Linked DNA regions of Homo sapiens: regions 1 and 2 are each linked to region 3. Evidence: chromatin contacts called from ENCODE Hi-C data. All regions are on one chromosome and are shown on one strand. The core of a region is the stretch at or near the end of the contact, and the rest is flanking DNA. Distances in the headings are between cores, read along the strand shown.

The links. Hi-C counts contacts between places; a loop is a spot of excess contacts on that map. Pooled maps may share reads with other maps.
Region 1: a map of CD8-positive, alpha-beta T cell shows a loop between it and region 3 (9-fold over the local background). The contact joins the promoter of PDCL3 here to the promoter of SLC67A2 in region 3. A Hi-C loop is called at or near these places in 2 of 168 maps with a recorded cell type or tissue (both CD8-positive, alpha-beta T cell), 2 of 37 single-sample maps with no recorded cell type and 8 of 50 pooled maps.
Region 2: a loop to region 3 is called in a pooled map, with 6 times the contacts of the local background. The contact joins the promoter of MRPS9-AS2 here to the promoter of SLC67A2 in region 3. A Hi-C loop is called at or near these places in 9 of 50 pooled maps.

Annotation. Positions count from the first base shown.
Region 1 is chr2:100,560,524-100,564,570 of GRCh38, reverse strand. PDCL3 (phosducin like 3) reads right to left here and starts at 1,578. Exons shown (of 6, transcript NM_024065.5): 1 at 1,498-1,578. The coding sequence starts at 1,503. RefSeq lists a silencer at 1,252-1,591 and an enhancer at 2,037-2,833.
Region 2 is chr2:105,037,000-105,041,215 of GRCh38, reverse strand. It overlaps MRPS9-AS2 (MRPS9 antisense RNA 2), which reads left to right and starts at 2,720. Exons shown (of 3, transcript NR_110603.1): 1 at 2,720-2,762. MRPS9 (mitochondrial ribosomal protein S9) reads right to left here and starts at 3,147. Exons shown (of 11, transcript NM_182640.3): 1 at 2,989-3,147. The coding sequence starts at 3,123. RefSeq lists enhancers at 2,165-3,107, 2,861-3,190, 3,361-3,410, 3,461-3,510, 3,531-3,740.
Region 3 is chr2:102,735,085-102,739,359 of GRCh38, reverse strand. SLC67A2 (solute carrier family 67 member 2) reads left to right here and starts at 2,472. Exons shown (of 6, transcript NM_032718.5): 1 at 2,472-2,714. The coding sequence starts at 2,550. It also overlaps a transcript of TMEM182 not described here. RefSeq lists a silencer at 2,356-2,565.

The DNA of each region.
Region 1 (4,047 bases), core at 329-2,828, 2.2 Mb after region 3:
TAATCCCAGCACTTTGGAAGGCCTAGGCGGGCAGATCACCAGGTCAGGAGATCGAGACAATTCTGGCTAACATGGTGAAACCTTGTCTCTACTAAAAATACAAAAAATTACCCGGGAGTGGTGACGGGCGCCTGTAGTCCCAGCTACTCAGGAGGCTGAGGCAGGAGAATGGCGTGAACTGGAGAGGCGGAGCTTGCAGTGAGCCGAGGTCGCGCCACTGCACTCCAGCCTGGGCGACAGAGCAAGACTCTGTCTCAAAAAGAAACAAACAAACAAACAAACAAAAAGAGCAGAATCCTTTCTACAGGGTGGTCAGGGAAGGCCTCAAGGGACCTGAAGGACAGGGAATGCAAAGGAGGCCAGGGCAGCCCTCAAGCTACCACTTCACCATTTAAGAGTGTCTAGGCCAGGTGCGGTGGCTCATCCTGTAATCCCAACACTTTGGGAGGCTGAGGCTGGGCAACATAGGGAGACCCCATCTGCACAAAAAATTAGCCCAGAGTGGTGGGTGCACGCCTGTGGTCCCAGCTACTCCGGAGGCTGACAAGGGAGGATGGCTTAGCCCCGGGAGGTCGAGGTTGCAGTGAGCTGTGACAGAGCCACTGCACTCCAGCCTGGGCAACAGAGCAAGACCCGGTCTCAAAAAAAAAAAAAACAGTGTCTGGCTCCTGGCAGACACGCCCTCCCCTCCAGCCCCTAATGCCTCCCTCCCCAGCAAAACCCGCACCCTCTCCTCTCCATCTGCCACTAAGCAGAGATTAGAATTTCTGACCACTGCGGGATCTTTGGACAGTGACAAAATTTAGTTGGCATAGGTTTTCACCCACAATAGTGCCCATTTCCATGGTGTTTTCATTCATTCTCCTTAGGCTTTAACCAAATTCCGCTAGTAAATTGCAGCTACAGAAAAATAATTTATTTTACCTATTTTAATAAAAAAAAAAAAAAGGACGAAACAGAGGGACCCTCGCGGGGAGCTCTGGAACCCGAGCGGTCAGATAGGGAACACGCCCCAAGCGGATCCCAGGGCTCGGGGGAAGAGGGTGTAACTAAGCCCTCACCTGGCTCTCAGTGGAGCCAGGAACACCGGCTGTGGCGCTGCTTTACGTGCGGAAGACCCCAGGCCGGACCCTCCGCTTCCTAACACCTCTGCCCAGGTGTGCCTTAGGGGAGTTCAGGAGAGGAGGTAACTTTTGTTAGGCGGGATCCGGCAAGACCTTCACAGGCCCGGGTGGGTAGAGACCGCGAGAAGACATAGTCCCGGAGGACGAGGTTTGGGGGACCCGGCACACCGAGGCGGGGACGCCCAGGCCGTGGGTCCTGGTGGGACCACGCCCGCCTCCCGCACTGCGCCTGCGCAGGGCCTGGACGCGCCGGGCCTCCCTCGTGCCTGCGGCGCCGGAGCTTCCCCCAGGGCGGGCGTCCACTGCCCGCCCGGGCCTAACGAGACAAAGGAACGGGCCGCAGCCCCCAGACCCGAGACCCGTCCTAGCTCACCTGCATCTTGTTTCCAGTTCAGTTGCTCAAACCAGCTGTGCCGCAGCGCCCCCGCCCCTCAGCTCTCTTTTGTGCACGCGCACAGCGCCGCCACGCCTCTTCCCCCAGCCCAGCCTTCGCCCCGCCCAGGGACGAGCGGCGGGGAGTAAGGGCGGAAGCAACAGCCTTGAGTCTGCGCCTGCTCTTCAAGGAACTGGCACAGAAGCGTTCGCATGCGCCAGATAGGATCTGCCTACTGTCCTGCTCGGAGTGCACTTGACCTGGTTCTAATTCTGGTGGCTGCCTTATTAGGGCTGGTCTTCAGCGGAGGAGGGGTGGGGCTGGGTGGAGGAGGAGCCCGGGGCCGTGTGCCTTTTCCAGCTGCCGGCCCAAACCTGTAAAGACGTCTCGCTCTGACTAGCCTAACAAGTCAGAAATAGAAAATTGCCTCTAGGCCGGGCGCGGTGGCACACGCCTGTGATCCCAGGCCGAGGCGGGCGGATCACTTGAGGTCAGGAGTTCGAGATCAGCCTGGCCAACATGGTGAAACCCCGTCTCTACTAAAAATACAAAAAAATTAGCCGGGCGTAGTGGTGGTTGCCTGTAATCCCAGCTACTCTGGAGGCTGAGGCAGAAGAATTGCTTGAACGGGGGAGGCGGAGCTTGCAGTGAGCTGAGATCTCTCCACTGCACTCCAGCCTGGGTTACAGAGCGAGACTCCGTCTTAAATAAATAAATAAATAAAAATGATGCAGGGTCTTCTGGAATTCACCCACGATCACTTCAGCCTTGGAAAAGGCAACTCATTAATAAGACATTGAGAGCCTGCTGTGTACCAGGCACCATTCTAGGCTCTGCAGATGCAGCAGTGAGCAAAACACTAAAACAAAGGTGAAAGTCATCTGCCGTGCCTGAGTATCAGGAGACCCATGTATGCAGGCACACAGGCACTGAGCAAAAAGCAGCAATCTGACTTGTAAAATGCAGGTATTGGGCTCCAGAGCTTCTGCCCAGGCACACTCCAAGTTTAAGAGAGCAATATTCCTACCTGGTATGGAAGGAAGCATCTTGCACACGTGGGCTAACTTGCTGCCTCCTGGCAACTAAGCGGACACAGAGAGTAGAGACCCACACACCTGTGAGATAGGCGCAGGGCTTCCAACCGTGGCTATGCATTAGAATCACCTGGAAGCCCTCAAAAACTAGGAATGTCCTGGGGCTCCATCCCCAGACAAATTAAATCCTTGGAAATGAGGCCTAGCACAGATACTTTCTTAAAGATCCTCAGGTGATGCTAAAGTGCACAGTCGTTGATATAGAGTGAATCAAATGATTGCTTGAGAGCAAGGAGTTTTTATTTAATTTATAAGGATCCTTAAGATTTTTCTCACTCATTTCAACTGAATTACAGGCCCTTTTAGGGATTTATTAATGTATCTGGCAGCACAATGTTTGTTAATGAATTTTCCTTGGGTCTTACCACCAAAATCAGGACTGGAACTAACTTTGAGTTTGATCCTGTGCTTCTTGCTCAGTCCTGCACAGCAACAGAGCAGGTGGTGTTTTGTCCTTTCCTCATCCCCAGCCTTTGCTGTTCCCTGAGGCCTGTTTTCCAGGACTCAGCTATTCTACAGTTGCTCTTCCCCACATGATCCGGTCAGAGGCATTCTAACCAAAGCCAATCCATCCTGAATAGGGGATGGGGAAAAGGAGGCTGAGACCTACTGGGTTGTATTCCCAGAAGGTTACGCATGCTTAGTCACAGAATATTTACCAAACAGACCTAAGACAACAGACCCAGGAAATGGCCTGGTGTCCTGAAAGCTTTCTTTTTTCTTTCTTTTTTTTGAGATGGAGTTTCACTCTTGTTGCCCAAGCTGGAGTGCAATGGCGTGATCTCGGCTCACTGCAATTTCCACCTCCTGGGTTCAAGCGATTCTCCTGCCTCAGCTTCCGAATAGCTGGGATTACAGGTGCGCGCCACCACGCCTGGCTAATTTTTTTTTTTTGTATTTGTAGTAGAGACGGGGTTTCACTGTGTTAGCCAGGCTGGTCTCGAACTCCTGACCTCAGGTGATCCACCTGCCTTGGCCTCCCAAAGTGCTGGGATTAAAGGTGTGAGCCACCGCACCTGGCCTTGTTTTGTTTTTTTGAGAGTCTCTCTTTGTTCCCCACCCTGGAGTGCAATGGCAAGATCTCAGCTCACTGCAGCCTCCCCCTCCTGGGTTCAAGTGATTCTCCTGCCTCAGCCTCCCAAGTACGTGGGATTACAGGCATGCACCACCACGCCGGGCTAAGTTTTGTATTTTTAGTAGAGACAGGGTTTCGCCATTTTGGTCAGGCTGGTCTCGAACTCCTGAGCTCCTCATCCCAAAGTGCTGGGATTACAGGCGTGAGCCAGAGTGCTGGGATTACAGGTGTGAGCTACCACGCCCAGCCAAGAACAAAAGCATTCTTAAAGTTTTGTTTTAACAATAATATAGATTATTGGGAAAGACAGTAGTTATGAAATCTGGCCCAATAGTCCCACAGACAGTTGTTTTTGGATAAACATAGACATTGACCCTTCTG
Region 2 (4,216 bases), core at 1,471-3,970, 2.3 Mb before region 3:
GGATTTATGAATTCATGGGTAACCTTTGTAGTACAGCATGGAAGGAAACTGTCAACTGCTCATAATAATGCTAACACTATTTTCATTTGTGAGAGGTAAAAAATTCAGCTACCTTAGCATAGCAAAACAGATCATACTGATTCCTGCCAAACTTTCCAGACCTGTCTCTGCACCATTCTCTCACCAAAACCCTATGCTATAACCAATTGTTGCTGACAAAGCCCACTATTACTCAGTACATCTCTATACCCTTATGCACCTATTATATCTTCCTTGAATAGAATAGCTTTCTGTTTTCATATAACTCCTATTTGCTGCTAAAGACGCTATTTTCCTTTGCCTCCTCTGGGAAGCTGCCCATGACAATCCTCTACCTGGTCAACAACTCTAGTCTGACTCAGGCATATTACTTCTGTGCTCTTCTGTATTTACCTCTGTAAATATCACAGTACACCATAGATCCCTGATATTCATGGATATACAATCTGAAAAGTTTGGCCATTCATAAGACTGCCTCTTCTGCCCCAAATTTGGGACACTCAGACATTTGCAATTGTATTGAGGCATTAATACAAAACATGCATACCACAAGATTGCTATGCAAGAGGTAGTCTGCTAGTGAAGGTCTCAACTGAGAACCTAGGAATAGCTTAACAAAACTCGCTTCTTTTTCCTTATTGTAACAGTGTTTCTCAAACTTGTTAAACTGTGACCCATTGTAATATTTACTGTTTATATCACCACCTAGTATACATTTACATATATAAACAAAATGCAAAAATACTCTGCATGAAATGCACTTTATTATTATTCTATTCTCCCACACCCTTCAAGTTTTCTGTAACCTCTGAAGAGATTTTGTAATTAAGGAAATTAAAAGTGGAACAAACAAAAGACCAGGTATAGTGTTTTGTCACTCATTAAGTGATTAAAATTTTTATTATTTTATAAAACATGGGCTACCAAGAGAAATCTATCTATTAATGTTGGAGGCAGAAGTGAAAAAATGTTAATGTTTAAGACAGATAAGCTCTGCACCACGATAAAAAAAAAAGCTTTATCAATGTCTTTAGGTATATGTATGCAATCATAAGAATCTAAAGGGGGGTCAGCTAAGTGTTTCAGTTATATCTGAGCTGTACTTAATGTGGTAAAATATATGCTGTAGTAGTATTCAGGAATCTGGGGATTCAGCCATTTCAGGACCATCCCTTAAGAGTGCTAAGGGTGGATACTATCTTGTAATTGTTTGACTTTAAATTGTTTACTTCACAGTGCCTGGCTCAGGTAAAGTGCTCAGTAAACATTTGCCATATGGGGGAAAGAGGTTGTTTCAAGAATGGTCAAGGAGATGAAAATTAAAGTAACAGGAGAAATCATTCTTCATCCATTTTACTAAACCAGTACTTAAGAACTAGACCAGATGTTTACTGAAACTTTATTAGTGCAAAGAAAGTAGAAACAAAGCAAATGTCCATCAATTGTTACATTAACTTTGATATATTCTTATCATGGAATAGTATGCAGCAGTTAAAAATGCTTTTAAAAACATAATAGGGGACCCTGAAGGATTTCTACTTTACAATATACTGCATATGTACAAGAGAAAAGCAGAAAGTAAAATGCAATCAAATATGGTACCATTTTTTGTAAAGTACACCTGTGCATGTATGTTTATGCATGATTATAAGAACATGGAAAAAACATAGAAGAATAGATACCAGGAGGGACAGAAAGTTAGCCATCCCCCAATACATACATTAAATGTCAACAATAAAAATACTCTGTATGATATAGTCCCTCTCATAATCATGCGTATGTAGCAAAGATATACTCAAAGAGATGCATGAAAAAATAAAAATTTCTAGCACATTTTCCAGTAAGAAAAAAAAAAAAAACAAATGTCCACATGAATAGATAGAATGGACTGGTTGATCTAGATTAAAATATAAAGGAAAGAACATACAAAAAGATGTTTTTTTTTTTAAATATAGTTTTTAAAGTATGGTATTTGACTTTCCTGCAATAATTGGTACTTGTTATCACTCTCCCTCCTTGAAACATTCACCTGTTTTCCATGACACCACACTGGCTGGTTTCTCTCCTGCTTCTTTGGTCCCTCATTCTCAATCTCTTGAGGCCTCTTATTTCTTATTTGTCCTTCAGGGCCCTGTCCCTCTGCCTACTCCTCAGTACACTCTCCCTAGGTAATTTAATTTGTTTACAAGGCCTCAGTTACCATTTACAAGGTAACAGGGCATTTCGAAATCAGTTCTCCTCCTGAGCTATACACTTGACTATCCGTAGACCTACTGGAAATCCCAGATGCCTAAAAACATAATCCCATACTAAACTCGTTTCTTCCCTCTCAAATCTTTTTCCTGCTCTGAGATCGCATGTCAGTAAACTGGCATCATCAGCCATCCAGCTGTTGACTCCCCACTTCTCCCTGGATTAAACGAAACGTACAAGTTCTGGCCTGCATCTTTCCATAGAGGGGGATTCGGGAAAATTAAGAAGCCAGAAATTGCGCATATTGAAGGCACTTTCAAAAAGTCACTGTCCTCTACACAACGTGACTTTCTCCATTGTCTTCCAGGCACCTGCAGGAATCCAATTCCCATCATTCTTCTCTGGCGCGGCCCTCCTCCTCCCTAGACAGCAGGGCAGGGTAGGACTGGACCCAACACAGACCTAGGCACCGACCCTTACTTAGCTCAGCAGCCAAATGAAGGAGGAGGTCGCTCCACTTCTACCTTCAGGTAAGTTCCCCTCGCTGCACCCCGCAAAAAAACAAGTAACAACCTCTAGAGCGGCTACTGCACGCCAATACCCACCTCCTCCCCCCCAACCTCAGACCTCCACTAAATACCTAAGATCCTAGAGTCCCTGCCTGAAGGCACGCGAGACGCTGGGGGAAGGTGTCCGCGCTGGCTCCACATCCTCGCGCGGCAGAGGTAAGCCGCTTCCAGTCTTCCCAGGCCTTACCTGGGATCTGACATTTGTTTGCAACTCAGGGGCCGCGGTTTTCCAGAGGCCTTGCTTCCGGGCGAGGCTACCCCTACCCCAGAGAAGAAGCCGGTACGAAACTGCTCCGCCGTAGGACACACAGGGCGCCGCCATGTTAGCTGTGGGAGCTCCAGGACCGGAGGGGTGAGGGGGCGGGGCCTAGAGACGGCGCAGGCGCTAATGGCGCGGGGTTCCAGAGGCTGTCCTGTGCAAGAGCTTCTCGGGCCTTTGGATCAGGGGGCGTGTCCCGCGATCCGCGACAGCTCGTCGCTGATTGGGTGCATGGTGTCCGCGGGGCGTATCCGACTCCACCCCTGCTCGGTGTCGACCTCAAGAAGGATCGCTGGTGGGTCGTTTTTCTCGGCCTCTTTCTCTTCACGTCCTGAACTCAGTCTCTTCGGGACTCACTTCCACGCTCTCCTAGTCTCTTTGGCACTCACATCCACGTGGCGCTTTAGCCAGCCCTTCCTTCCCAGCCCCCTTGCTGCACCTCGAGCCGGCTCTTCCTCCACCTGGGCAGGGCGGCCGGGGCCCCAGATGCGCTCCAAGCCTTGATTCCTGTCTGCCTTATCCTAGTAGGGGTTTTCCCCTCCTCTAACTTTCCACGTTCGTCTGGTTCCAAGTCAAGACTCTCCTGCAGCAACTGTCAAGCCCCTCTCGGTTCCCTGGCACTCTCCTGCGTTGTTTCTTAACTGTATAATGCACAGGATAAACCTTAAACCGGTAAGGTCAAACACTACCTTTCTCGTTTTTGCACGCCCCTCCCTAAGCGTTGGTACTAAGCCTTACTTGAAACCCAATCAGAACTGATTAATTGTTGAATAGAGATGAGTATGTCTTGCTTTCTGAAACTTGCGTGCTCCTGGCAGTTAACTCCCAGGTTGCTTTCTACGAAACACATACTAAATGATGTAGTAACGCACTTTAAAAGGGTTTACACACACTTAGATTTGAAGGGTCAGTAAAAGTAAAACACACAGAAAATCTGAGATCATACAAAGTTGTCAAGCAAATAAATGCCGTCTACTATCACCATCATTTCACGAAACAGAACTTTTTAGCATTAAAAAGGTAGAATGGCAGAATTTCACAATAAAGAAAAATCTTTTAAATGGAATACATTTACTTGTATAAAATGCTCATCCTGTTGTTCTTTTTGTTATTAGCTTTTAGACTAGCAAAAGATATCTTGAGAAATTGGCAGAGG
Region 3 (4,275 bases), core at 1,223-3,722:
CATCAAAATTGAGGAACACTGAGCTTGGGGTATTCATCATTGGTAGGCTTTCTGTTTATTTCATTCCCAGGGATGCTATAATCAATTAGCCATAGTCAAAGATCCCTGCAGGTCAAGGCATTCTGGTGACTGGTACACTCCTGCTGACCTTAAAAGTAAATGTGTCCACCTTGTCTTCTGAGTTTAAGTGCTATGACCTGGCCTCTGATAATCTGGAAATCTTTTCCTCATATAATCAGAGAGCTTATCTTAAAGGTGGTATCCTCTATGGCTATACCTGGCCTACAAAAGAGAGCAATCGCAAATCTTTTCAAAACTGCAAGTGCATCTCTCACTAATACATTCCTCAGTGCCTTAGTGCAGGAAGTGTCGTCTTGGCCTCTTCGTGGAATATATTTGAGTATTAGGCTTGCAAGTCATACATAATAAATCCACTCTGACATTGTCATTTTTCCAAAACTTTTGGAGTCCTTTATCCACATTTTGCCAGGAAAACTCTGGCATCTGAACATCATTAAATATAGGCCATCTTTGAGTCTAAATTTCAACCAACTGACTAAACTACTAGAGCTGCCTCCAGCTGCACAAGCTAACATATTACATCGGTATATGTTGTAAATGCATCTATACTAGTGAATTCTGCCTAATTTAGTGTTATATTATTCCCTTTTTTTGTCTGACACCCTTAGAAATCTCTCCCCCAGGTTTCTAAAGTTTACATTGATTATATATTAGCAGAGACTTCCAAATCTTTTATTATTATTATTTTTACACAGAGTCTCCCTCTGTTGCCAGGCTGGAGTGCAGTGGGGCGATCTCAGCTCACTGCAACCTCTGCCTCCCGGGTTCAAGCTCTCCTGCCTCAGCCTCCCAAGTAGCTGGGACTACAGGCGCGCACCACCACGCCCAGCTAAATTTTTTGTATTTTTAGTAGAGACAGGGTTTCACCATGTTGGCCAGGATAGTCTCGATCTCTTGACCTTGTGATCTGCCCACCCTGGCTTCCCAAAGTCCTGGGATTACAGGTGTGAGCCACCGCGCCTGGCCGTGACTTCCAATTCTTTTGGCGTGTATGAGATGTCCTCCTAGGTTATAATGTGTACCTGTCACCAGAGCATGCTAAAATTTCACCCTAGCTATGTATTTAGTAGCCACAGTGAGTGGTTTTAATGGGTTAACATGAGCAGCCCTTTCAAGGCGCCTTTCCCAGATGAGTTACTCACAAAATTTCAAGCACAAAAAGACTAGTTTCCTCAGCTATAGGAGAGCAAACTAGTTCTCCTGCAAAGGAGTCTCAGAATAACTTGGGGGTTCACGATTGACAGTTTCACCTGGATTCAATTATATGTCTTAATTCTAAGTATCAGTATTCCACTTCTCCCTATTCAGTGCCACCTCCCATGAGAAACTTTGCAACACTGAATTTAACAGATCTCAGAATTAGCAACCTACACAAGTAAATTGAGATTTTGAGCAAAATCTCAGTAAAATGTCAGAGTCTTCTTGATCCCACAGTGAAAGAGGAATAAATAACAAGTTCTAAAGAAAAGAGGGGCTAGTCACTATTGTTAACATTTATTACTTACCATGTGTCATGGGCTTTGCTAAGTAATTTAAAGGCATCTTTTGGTGTCATGCACTCACTTAATTCCTTTCACTGCACTCAGAATAAACCCCAAATCTCTGTTATGGCCTTCTGGGTCCTAAATGGTCTGCACTCCTGCTGACCTCTCAGTTTGATGAGGAAGTTTCAGCCACACATATCTTCTTTCCACTCTTCTCAGCTTACATGTCACCTCCTCCAAACTGCTTTTCTAAAGTAGCTCACTCCCCACCTCATTACTTTCCACATCAAGACCGTGCTTCTTTATATTATCACCATATTATTTTACTTATTTTATGCTTTTTCATTGCATGTTTAGTATTTTTATTTATGTTTATTTACTGCGTGCTTATTATTTTTACTCCATGAGACTGTAATCTCAACTCAGGCATAGACCATCTATGGTTTGTTCACATTGCACTGCACCAGAAAGGATCTTAAGAAGCATGTGTAGAATTCTCACACCTCTAGAAGTTGGACTACATTATTTCCTACTGCTTTTTAAATAGGCAAACGAAAGCTTGGAGAGCCACGTTAACGTATCCTAGGTCTGTCACAACCAACTGGTGGCCAGGGTCTGTGGATCTTCAAGCTGGAGTTGGTCACCTCCTAGCACAACTCCATAGGAGGAAGTGAAGCTCAATACAATTCCCTCCTGTCCTCCAACGATAGGGGCAGCAGGGTCTGTACCCAGAGGAAACAAAGAGCATCATCATTATCATCACAAACTGGTGTGTGCTTACCGTATTGATGATGTGCCCAGTCCCCACCTTGCCTGAGACCAGAACTCCCAGCCAGCACCGGCCACGCACCCGCGGAGCTGCCAGGTAGCACCCGCCCCCTCTCTCTGCGCAGGCGCGCGCCTCCTGCTTCCGCTCGGGGCGGGGCTGGGCTCCCGGGGTAGGTCCGCGGCTGCTGCTGCGTCCGACCCCCGGCCGGCGCGGGTATGGAGCTTGGGGGTCACTGGGACATGAACTCGGCCCCGAGGCTGGTCTCGGAGACCGCAGAGCGGAAACAGGAGCAGAAGACAGGAACCGAGGCGGAGGCTGCCGACTCCGGTGCCGTCGGAGCCCGCCGCTTCCTGCTCTGTCTCTACTTGGTGGGCTTCTTGGTGAGTGCGAGCGTGGGGGCTGGGAGCAAGTGCTGACTGTGTTCGGGCCTGGGGACCCAGGCGGTTCTTGGAGCTTCCGGGGAGCTCCCAGGGAGTGGGAACCCGCAGTCCGCCTGGTGAGTGCCTCACTACCTATCAAGCTCTCCTCTTGCCCTATCACCCACTTCAGTCTGCATCTGGCCACACTGCTTTATTGCCCCTCGCGCTTTCTCTTGCACCCCGTTCGCGGAACGTCTTCCCTTCCCTGCCTTTTGAGAAGCCCTGGTACCAACCTCAGGTGTGACCAGGTGTTAAATGCTGTGGCAGGTGCAGCTTTTGCAGGGCGGAGAACAGGGGTGTGGGCAAGCTTGGAAAAGCCCAGCTGCTGTGCGGCTGCTGGTGAGGTAGGGACACGCAAGCCTTTTTACCAGAACAGGCAGGGGAGGCCGCTCTTGACCCCGCTTGGACAGATTTAGGCACATTTTCACTAGGATTCTTGGTTGACTTAAATATTAAAAAATGCAGATCAGAGTGAATTTTACCCATCTGCCTTTCGACAAACTGCGCATTGCACAGCGTAGGTTTGGTTTCATCATGATGTGTGTGCCTGTGGTTTGCTTTTTTACCAGACCAGGCTGGAGAAGCCGCTGTTGATGACCCCACTTGTACAGAATTGGGTGCATTTTCACTAGAGCTCTCGGTTGACTTGAATGTTTAAAAATGCAGATCAGAGTGAATTGTACCCATCTACCTTTGGACAAAGGGTGTGCATTGCACAATGGCGGTTTGGTTTCATCGTGTGTGTGTGTGTGTGTGTGTGCGCGCGCGCGTGTCCTGGTTTGCTCCCTGAGTGCTAATTTCCCACGTAGAATGGAAAGTTTAGTAAGCTGATTCATGGCATTTCTGAACACCTGCCATGTGGCAGGTGCTGCGGAGCTTCACTATTGTAATCCACAGTTCTGCCACAGAAGAATTCAGTCTTACAAGTAAGCTGATGTTGGTAGTTTCTGGGCCATTATCTGCAAGAACCCTAGATCCACCTCTGCACTCCTCCCTTTCCAAGGCTAGGCCTGATTCAGCCCTGAGTGTGAGCTAATCCAGTATCTTGAGGGTAAGGAAGCTGCGATAAGTGTCAATGGGAGAAGGCTGCCTTTGAGGCCTTGAAGATAGTATCTGATGGCACTGGGCCCTGGCAGGGAGTCATCGTTTTCTGCCCAGATGCAGATCAAGACCACCACTTCTCCCAGTTTCATGCACTCTCCATGCCACCACCTCCATGCAAGGCGTTCAGTTGGTAGCAACTCTATGTTGAGTTAATAGTTAAGATCACCATGAAAGCATGTTCATCAAATTGCTGCAAGCCCAGAAACACAAGGTCTTCAGGGAGGGCGGCTTTTTAGAGAGGATTTCTCTGCCTCTAGGCCATTGCAGGATCCACCCTCCAGCTCCATGCCTTTAACTTCAGAGACTGGCACTCCTTCTGACCACTATTCCTTTAATCTAGTAGTTCATTCTCAGCATGGGGATGCTTCTTCTACTTTTCAGTCTAGGCACCTAGAATTCACAACCAGTGAGTATGGGT